Regions from separate parts of the Homo sapiens genome. Here all the other regions are linked to region 3. A link is an interaction called in ENCODE POLR2A ChIA-PET data of the cell type or tissue named here. Cell type or tissue: HepG2. All regions are shown on one strand.

The links. Peaks named below come from ENCODE experiments on the same cell type or tissue, not always from the same donor. Only the 100,000 strongest peaks of a DNase experiment are listed, where the experiment ranks them.
Region 1: POLR2A ChIA-PET joins it to region 3 with 5 read pairs; 1 of 35 experiments calls an interaction of 5 or more read pairs at or near these places.
Region 2: POLR2A ChIA-PET joins it to region 3 with 39 read pairs; 1 of 35 experiments calls an interaction of 5 or more read pairs at or near these places.

Annotation. Positions count from the first base shown.
Region 1 is chr20:23,660,402-23,662,901 of GRCh38, reverse strand. LOC107985383 (a long non-coding RNA gene) reads right to left here and starts at 1,832. Exons shown (of 5, transcript XR_001754712.2): 1 at 1,654-1,832; 2 at 1,252-1,420. In HepG2, no CTCF peak of the experiment used is centred here; DNase peaks (open chromatin) are centred at 1,241, 1,871 and 2,251; H3K4me3 peaks cover 1,273 bases.
Region 2 is chr20:22,428,517-22,431,016 of GRCh38, reverse strand. No RefSeq gene overlaps it. Among named protein-coding and RNA genes, the nearest start is that of LINC01427, 150 kb to the right of the region's middle. RefSeq lists a cis regulatory region at 127-138 and an enhancer at 61-205. In HepG2, no CTCF peak of the experiment used is centred here; DNase peaks (open chromatin) are centred at 106, 786 and 1,446; H3K4me3 peaks cover 1,400 bases.
Region 3 is chr20:22,510,732-22,513,231 of GRCh38, reverse strand. It overlaps LOC105372564 (a long non-coding RNA gene), which reads left to right. Exons shown (of 3, transcript XR_937341.3): 3 at 2,433-2,500. Among named protein-coding and RNA genes, the nearest start is that of LINC00261, 67 kb to the left of the region's middle. RefSeq lists an enhancer at 1-487. In HepG2, no CTCF peak of the experiment used is centred here; DNase peaks (open chromatin) are centred at 561, 1,121 and 2,472; H3K4me3 peaks cover 881 bases.

The sequences.
Region 1 (2,500 bases), 1.1 Mb before region 3:
GGACTCCTGAGAAGCCAACACTTCCCAGAAAAATCCCAGGATGGAACAAAGGAGACAGAGAAAAGTCAGCCTAGGTAGTAGTTCAGCCAACCACTGCCAGCACGAAATCCACCTGCTTCCTGGGCGCATATATGCCATGTCACAACAGTGTTTTTCCAAGATTCATGGGGGTGTGACAAGATGGATGGACAGCTGGCTCCCTCGCTGGAACTAAAGTATACATCCATGCCCTGTGCCATGCAGCTAGCAGCGCCTCTTTCCAGAAAATGCAGAGTAGACCCCCATTGCCATTGTGCATGGTCATGGGTCTTGCTTGGCCTATAGGATGTTAACACATGGGACAAGCGCAGAGACCTTAACCCTGCGTGTGTGAGAGGCTGGTCCTCCTGCTCCCGTCTGAGCCTCCATGAGAAGAACCTGGCCCAGACAGGCACCACCCCTTCAGCATGGACCCCAGCATGAAGACACAAGCCAAGCCAGCACCAGACCCACTGACCCCCAGCCCATGTGCAGGCGGCAGAGCATGACAGGTATAGCTTGTTGCTGTCAGCCCCCGAGATGCTAAGGTTTTTCCTAGGGAACAGCAGCTGACTAATGCATGAGTTATCCCATTTTCCATGGTGCATCTTCTCCACTCTTATTCCAAGTGAACCCTTGGCTGCCCCCATAACAATCTGTGTTCCGTAACAAGTACTAAAGATGGTTGTTACAAGGACTAGAAACAAGAGCTTTAAATATTTCCTTCTGGTCCTTCGCGGTGGCTCACGCCTGTAATCCCAGCACTTTGGGAGGCAGAGGTGGAAGAATGGCTTGAGCCCAGGAGTTTGAGATCAGCCTGGGCAACATAGCAAGACATTGTTTCTACTAAAAATTTAAAAAATTAGTGCAGCATGGTAGTGCACACCTCTAGTTCCAGCTACTAGAAAGGCTGAGGTGGGAGGATCACTTAAGTCTGGGAGGTCAAAGCTGCAGTGAGACGTGATTGTGCCACTGCACTGCAGCCCAGGAGGCAGAGCGAGCCCCTGTCTCCAAATAAATAAATAGTCTCCTTTTGGCAAATCCTAACAGCTACCCATCTCTCGGATTCAGAGGACAGCATTTAACTCTCTTCAGGCAGATGAATACCTGTGCTTTTGTCCTCTGTCTGCTATCCTCAGCCCTCCGCTTCCTCAGCTCTGCTCATCAAACACTCTTTGTTTTATGAATGATGTATTGCCCAATTCTAGCCTCTAAACCAAAGCCAATAAAGACCTTTAAACGGGATGTGTTGTAATCTTTTCTTCTGACACCTTGTAGGTATGGATATGACTTGGGGACTTTGTCCAAGGTCTCCAGCACACACAGGGAGCTATTGTCCTCACATATCCCAAGAGACTTCTGGTGTTGCTTTAAGTGGACTATTTTATTCTCTTCAGAGGACCTAAGCATTTAGGAGAAACAAGATGGGGAAAAGAAGGTGAGTTCAAAATTAAAACCAAGAAAAAAAGTTGATTTTTACCATGACCGCAAACACAAGAATCCCACAGCAGGGCTGTTGCAGAGGAGTGTTTAAAGTCCCCATTTAAAATCATATAATGTGTAAACCAGATCAGAGATAACTGAAATTAAAATGAAATTGCAAATCAGAAGTACACCCTTCTCAGCTCTACTTACTTCCTTCTCTGGGCCTCCAGTGTCCAATGTCATTGGAGGGTCCCTCCACAATTGCAACTGTCCGGGATGAACAGAGATGGGCAGGAGACTCGCTTCCCACGGTTCCAATGCCTGAGAGACCACAGAAAAATAGCCAGAGCAGTGTGGGCTATGTGAGGTGTGCAAAACCTATCAGGCCCAGAGAGACGTGAGTGTGGGACTTTAGTCATGTCCTTCCTACGCATGGCTGGGGGCAATTGTTTAAAGGCATTCTATTCCTGATGACCTGTCTCACCCATTATCTTCCCCATCCTGGAAAAATGTATAGCCAATTTACAGCATATGTTATCTTAATGTAAATTCTTGGTAAACAATTTAGAAATGGCCTTTTTTTCTTTAAAAACTCACTTGCAACTGCTGCTAATTGGAGCATATCTTCAGGGCAACTTTAATCTATGCAACCAAGTTGCAGTTTTTACATTTGGGCCATATAACCATTCTACTTGTATTAATTTTGCCTGAGTTTTTTCTTTTCCATCCCCACCTTTGGCTTGTCAGGGGTGATGTAATCATAACTCTCCGTGAGGCTGAGCCACAGCTGGAGTCGAATTTGATCACGTGGAAGGATCAAGTTCTGGGTTCATATCAGGTCTCAGGGCAGCCAATTCTAAGAAGTCCTGAATTCCGGAGGCCCTGTGAAGCCTCTTTCCATCCAGCTCGCAATGGAGACAAATCTCAAAGCTTCCATAGTTTTCCTAAGCCCTTATCTTGTTCAGTTTCTTCATTCCCACAATCCAAGCTCGTCTGAGGACTTGCTTTGCCCAAGCCTAAGATTCAGACGTTTATATAAGGACAGGCAGGAAGCCAG
Region 2 (2,500 bases), 82 kb after region 3:
CTGTGTCCAGACCACCATAGAGACTGCTGGGCTGCACAAGCTTCCCGGATCGCAGTTCACCAGGGGTCACCTTCATGCTGTGAGAACAAAGTCCGACTGAGCCCAGGGCCCCAGCTGCATGGTTCTGCTGTGTAAACACAGCGCAGACAACAGGACGACCAAATGTTAGGGTCCCTGTGTGATCCATTGTTGGATTATAGACATGGCCATAGACTCCGTTTCCAACTGCCCCTACTTCTCTCTTGTCTTTCTGTCTCCTCTTCTACCTCATTTGTTGGCTTCTAAACATCCTCTAACAGGACAAATCTTTGGCTGTTTTGCCTTTTTTGTTTTCCAAGCCAGGGTTCCCACTGCACCCCAAACAAGCCCAGTACTTTTAACAGGCACGGCCTCAGCAGAGGTGGCCCCACTGAGGCCTGCATGGTCACACGATGAATATTTTCTCATTTGTCCCCATGAACAAAACTTGCTTAAAATCAGGTGTGGGAGGAGGAGGTTAGGAAAAGGGCTGCCTCTCCTCTTCCTTTTAATCAACCAACTCATCTTTAACTGCCGCCATTCCCGTCCTCTCTGCCAGGCCCCGGCTAATAGAAACTCGGAATGCAGGTTCATACCCCTGCTCTTAGGTGTTCGAGGATGCACTCTGGGAAGCGCCGCTGCATCCATCACTGTCGGTGGCTACTTGAGAAACGCCGTGATGGACTGGCCCGGCAAAGCCCCTCCCCACTGCCCGCAGGCTGCAATTCAATTAGTCATGGTCAGAGGGAGGCATTATTATTCATACACCAACGATTGTTCCCAAAGTAAACAGAGCTGGGATGAGGTCTCTGATCCTCCCAGTGCCTTTAGCTGGGACACAAAAGAAAAAAAACTCCAGAGACACTGGGGTGGGACATTTGATCTGAATTCTGATCTCCTTTGCAAGCTTCCCCATCAAATCTTGTTGATTTCTTTCTTTGCTTCTTTCTTTTTTCACAGTCTTCACAGATAAGTGCCCTGTGTGTGCATACGCAAACCCAGCAGGGCCATTTTATTCCTTTATTGCCAACAATGCCAGAAAGTCTCTTCCACCCAGGACACCCCCCACCACTTTATAATAGGGACATGGATCCCTTAACTGGAGTGAATGATCCTGTTAGAATATAACAGACCAATAACTTCCTAATTCACAATAAATAATCCCTGTAAAAATAAAGGATGACATTTGTATTTTGTAAAGTGCTAACCAAATTGCCCGTGGCCTGGCCAGCCCCCATCTGTTTATCAGTTTTGCTGAGTACAAGTGAACCCAAGATAAATGCCAGTTTTCCTTGGATAAATTTTACAGCCAAGCAGAAACTGCCAAAGCACACAGGAGAGGTAAAAGCAGAGCTGTGTTCTCATTGACAGAAAAGTCAATTTTGCAGGATGGACTTAGGCAAGAGCCTGTGACCCCCGCCCCAACTCAAGTTTGTATGTTTATAATAGGGCTGTTTTCTCTGGGAGGGAATGAGCCAACTCCGGGAGCTGAAAGTTCAATGGAGCAGGCTGGCTGGGGCTTCCCAGCTGCAGGGGGAAGAAACAGCCCTGCCTGCTCACTCTGTTTTGCAGGAGTGAGCGTCATGCACCCTGGCCCAGACAGGGTGATAAACTTGGGGTGTCTGGATAACCCACATGCTCATTTTCACTTTCGCTGCATCTGACCCTCTGAGGATCACTGCACTGGGACACTTGACCAAGCCATGCGTTTAGACACAACACCTTAGCACCTCATTCTGCTCCGGAGAGCCTCAGAGCGTCCAGCTGATATGACGGAAACCCCTTGTGCAGAGTCACCTAGAGCCTTTAAGAAACATGAATTCTCAGGCCTGACCCCAGACCACTGAACCAGAATCTCTGGGGGCCAGGGCCTTGTCATTTGTGATTCACAACAAATCACTATGGGAGGCTGTCCAGACCCCCCTTTAAAGAAAGACTTTAAGGAATAAATCTCAGCTGCTAAGAGTTTCACTGGCAGACAGTTTTCACTATCAGCCCCTTCAGAAATGGGTCAGCTGTGGAGAGCCACCTGGAGCCCGTGCTCAGGCCCCTTTGGGCAGGTCATCCAGTGGCTGATAAATGGATGTGCACATAGGCTCTGTAGCTTGGCCCCACTCAGGACTACTCTGAAGGAACAATCCACTTCAGAATGCCCAGTAGTATCCACTGTGGCTCCCTTCCACAGATATTGGTCCCAGAGCCTCTCCTGAATAAATATCCTGCAAGTTAAACTCCATCTCAGAGGGAGAACCTTATTGCCAGGCTTGGAGAATGATGATCTAGAAAACACTGTTCTTGTCCAACACTCAACCCATCCATAAATTCTCTCCATAATATCACAAACAGCTGGGCACCTAGCCCCAGCCTGGCAAGCCAGAGGAAAGAATCCATCAGCTTCTGATCCAGTCCCTCTGGACAACACTGGGAGGAATAAGTTGGGCCCCTTAATTCTCTTGCTTTCCATAGAAAATTGAAGAGCCCT
Region 3 (2,500 bases):
AGAGAGAGGGAGAGAGGGAGAGAGGCAGAGAGAGAGGGAGAGAGGGAGAGAGGCAGAGAGAGAGGGAGAGAGGGAGAGAGGGAGAGAGAGAGAGAAAAGAGAGAGAGAGGGAGAGAGGGAGAGTATATAAAAATTCTCTTGCTCTCTTTGCTTCTGTAGATGTAGTTAACAAGTCCACTTTTAGGGCTTAATCTGCTGGGCACACTTTCTTGATTTTATAGCTAGAAATGATCTAATTTAGGCAGAGGGGGCTGCCTGAAGTAAATACAGCACTGGTTCAATTAGGTGGGGATAGATATGCACTACCTTTAAAAGAAGATAAAGACATTTGAACTGTTGGAAATACTAAACCGATCAGCCATCACCCTTTCCTAACATACCCAGATAGTAGCTGCACCCCCTGCTTTGCTTTGGGACTATAGGCAGAGCCAAGGGGACTGTCCCCTCTGCATGACCCGCAGCTACTCTCCCTTTGTCTGCAAACAACCGAGAGGAGCGAGTTGGAGCCCAGAGCAGCAGAGACTCAGCCTAGCAGCTGACTGGGCCAGGTGCGTTTCCATTGGCTGCAGAGGCCCGGTTGAGCTCTATTTTCTTCTGTACATAAAGATAAGAAGCCAAGGGCCCCCTTCCGAAAGCAAACACGTTTAATTGGAACCACCGCCTCCCCATGATTCACCGGATGGAATTTACAATGGTGTTTACCTTTTTCCACAAAAGTAGCAAATGAATCAATCCCAATAGGAAATATAAATCTAGGAAATATAAATCCCCAGCAGATGCATTTCGAACCACACAGGAAAGGACTCACTGAGAAAGAAGGCCCCTGTAACTCTAGAGGGTTTTGCCCAGAAGTAAGAGTCAAGAGTGGTCCAGATTAGTTGAGGAGAAGCAACTTCACATATGAGCTTAAAACAAGTCCTTGCACGAGCCACCTTTTGCTTGGCCCCTCTTAGCAGTGGGAATTCAGACAAAACTTCAGGAATGCTTTGCTGGGCAGCTGTGGTGCATTCAAAGCAGAGAAACTGCCTTAATCTTTGCAAAACCAACAAAGATAAGCAATAGCTTTAGCTGGGCTGAAATTAGCCAATGCGCTGCTACACAATGCCCTGGTGACCATTATCCAGGCTCTGACCGCCGCACGGCACTGCGCAAGCATGCTGGCAATGTTTAACAAACCATCTGTCTTGTACCTGCTCCCACTCAACAGGGGCCTTTGTTTGAACCCTGGCCCCATCCAGCATGTCAGCTATCTATTCCCCAACAGGGGAAGCCCCTTCATCCCATTGTACAATTTTCATAACTCTTTTGATTCCAGTTTGTCCTACAGAATGACTTCTGCCAGAGAACATTTTGGAAAGGGAGATATGGATTCTGAATCTGTCCACTGATTAGTTTCTAGAGCACCATGTGTGTGAAACCTTACTTGCTTATGTGATTTCCCCCTCATTTGTCTTTTTTTAAGAGAATTTCAATATTCATTCAAATGTTGATTTTATTTTTTCCTTGGTTAGCTGTGTTTAAGTTAGAAACCTCTCTCTCTTGTTCTTTTCCTCTCAGATATATGTTTTATACTGCAGTAAGATATTTTCTGCATATGTCGGGTGCAGTGGCTCACAACTGTAATCTTAGCACTTTGGGAGGCTGAGGCAGAAGGATCGCTTGAGCCCAGAAGTTTGACAGGAGACCCTGGACTCTACAAAATATATACACACGTGCATGTACATACATACACACACACACACACACATATACACACATATACTCTGCCTAAATCGCACAGTACCTGGAATTTACTGATTATATTACATAGGTGTTAGACGAAACCATTTGAACTTAATGTTTTCATAGATTTATAACAAATATTGACGGTTCATTTCATATGGTCCAATATATGTATTTCCTTGTAAAACTGCCCACATTATTTTAGACTAGAGATTTGAGAAGATAACTGATCCAATACATGGTTTTTATTAAAAAAAAGAAAGTCTCCTTTGAGAATTTATTTATTTATTTATTTTGAGATGGAGTCTCCCTCTGTCGCCCAGGCTGGAGTGCAGTGGCGCGATCTCGGTTCACTGCAAGCTCCGCCTCCCAGGTTCACGCCACTCTCCTGCCTCGGCCTCCCGAGTATCTGGGACTACAGGCGCCCGCCACCATGCCCGGCTAATTTTTTGTATTTTTAGTAGAGACGGGGTTTCACCGTGTTAGCCAGGATGGTCTCGATTTCCTGACCTCGTGATCTGCCCGCCTCGGCCTCCCAAAGTGCTGGGATTACAGGCGTGAGCCACTGTGCCCAGCCGAGAATTTATTATTTCTCTTTTTCTTCTTCACCTTGCCTGGCTCTCAGCGATTCTCCCTCATGCTCAGGAGTAAAATGTCCCCATATTCTTTTTCTATATGTCACCATGCTAACGTAATTTCAATTACCTCAGATACACCTTCGCAATGGTGACCACAAGAATCCACTCAGCCTTGGAAGCTGTCCTTGAAACTCACCCTG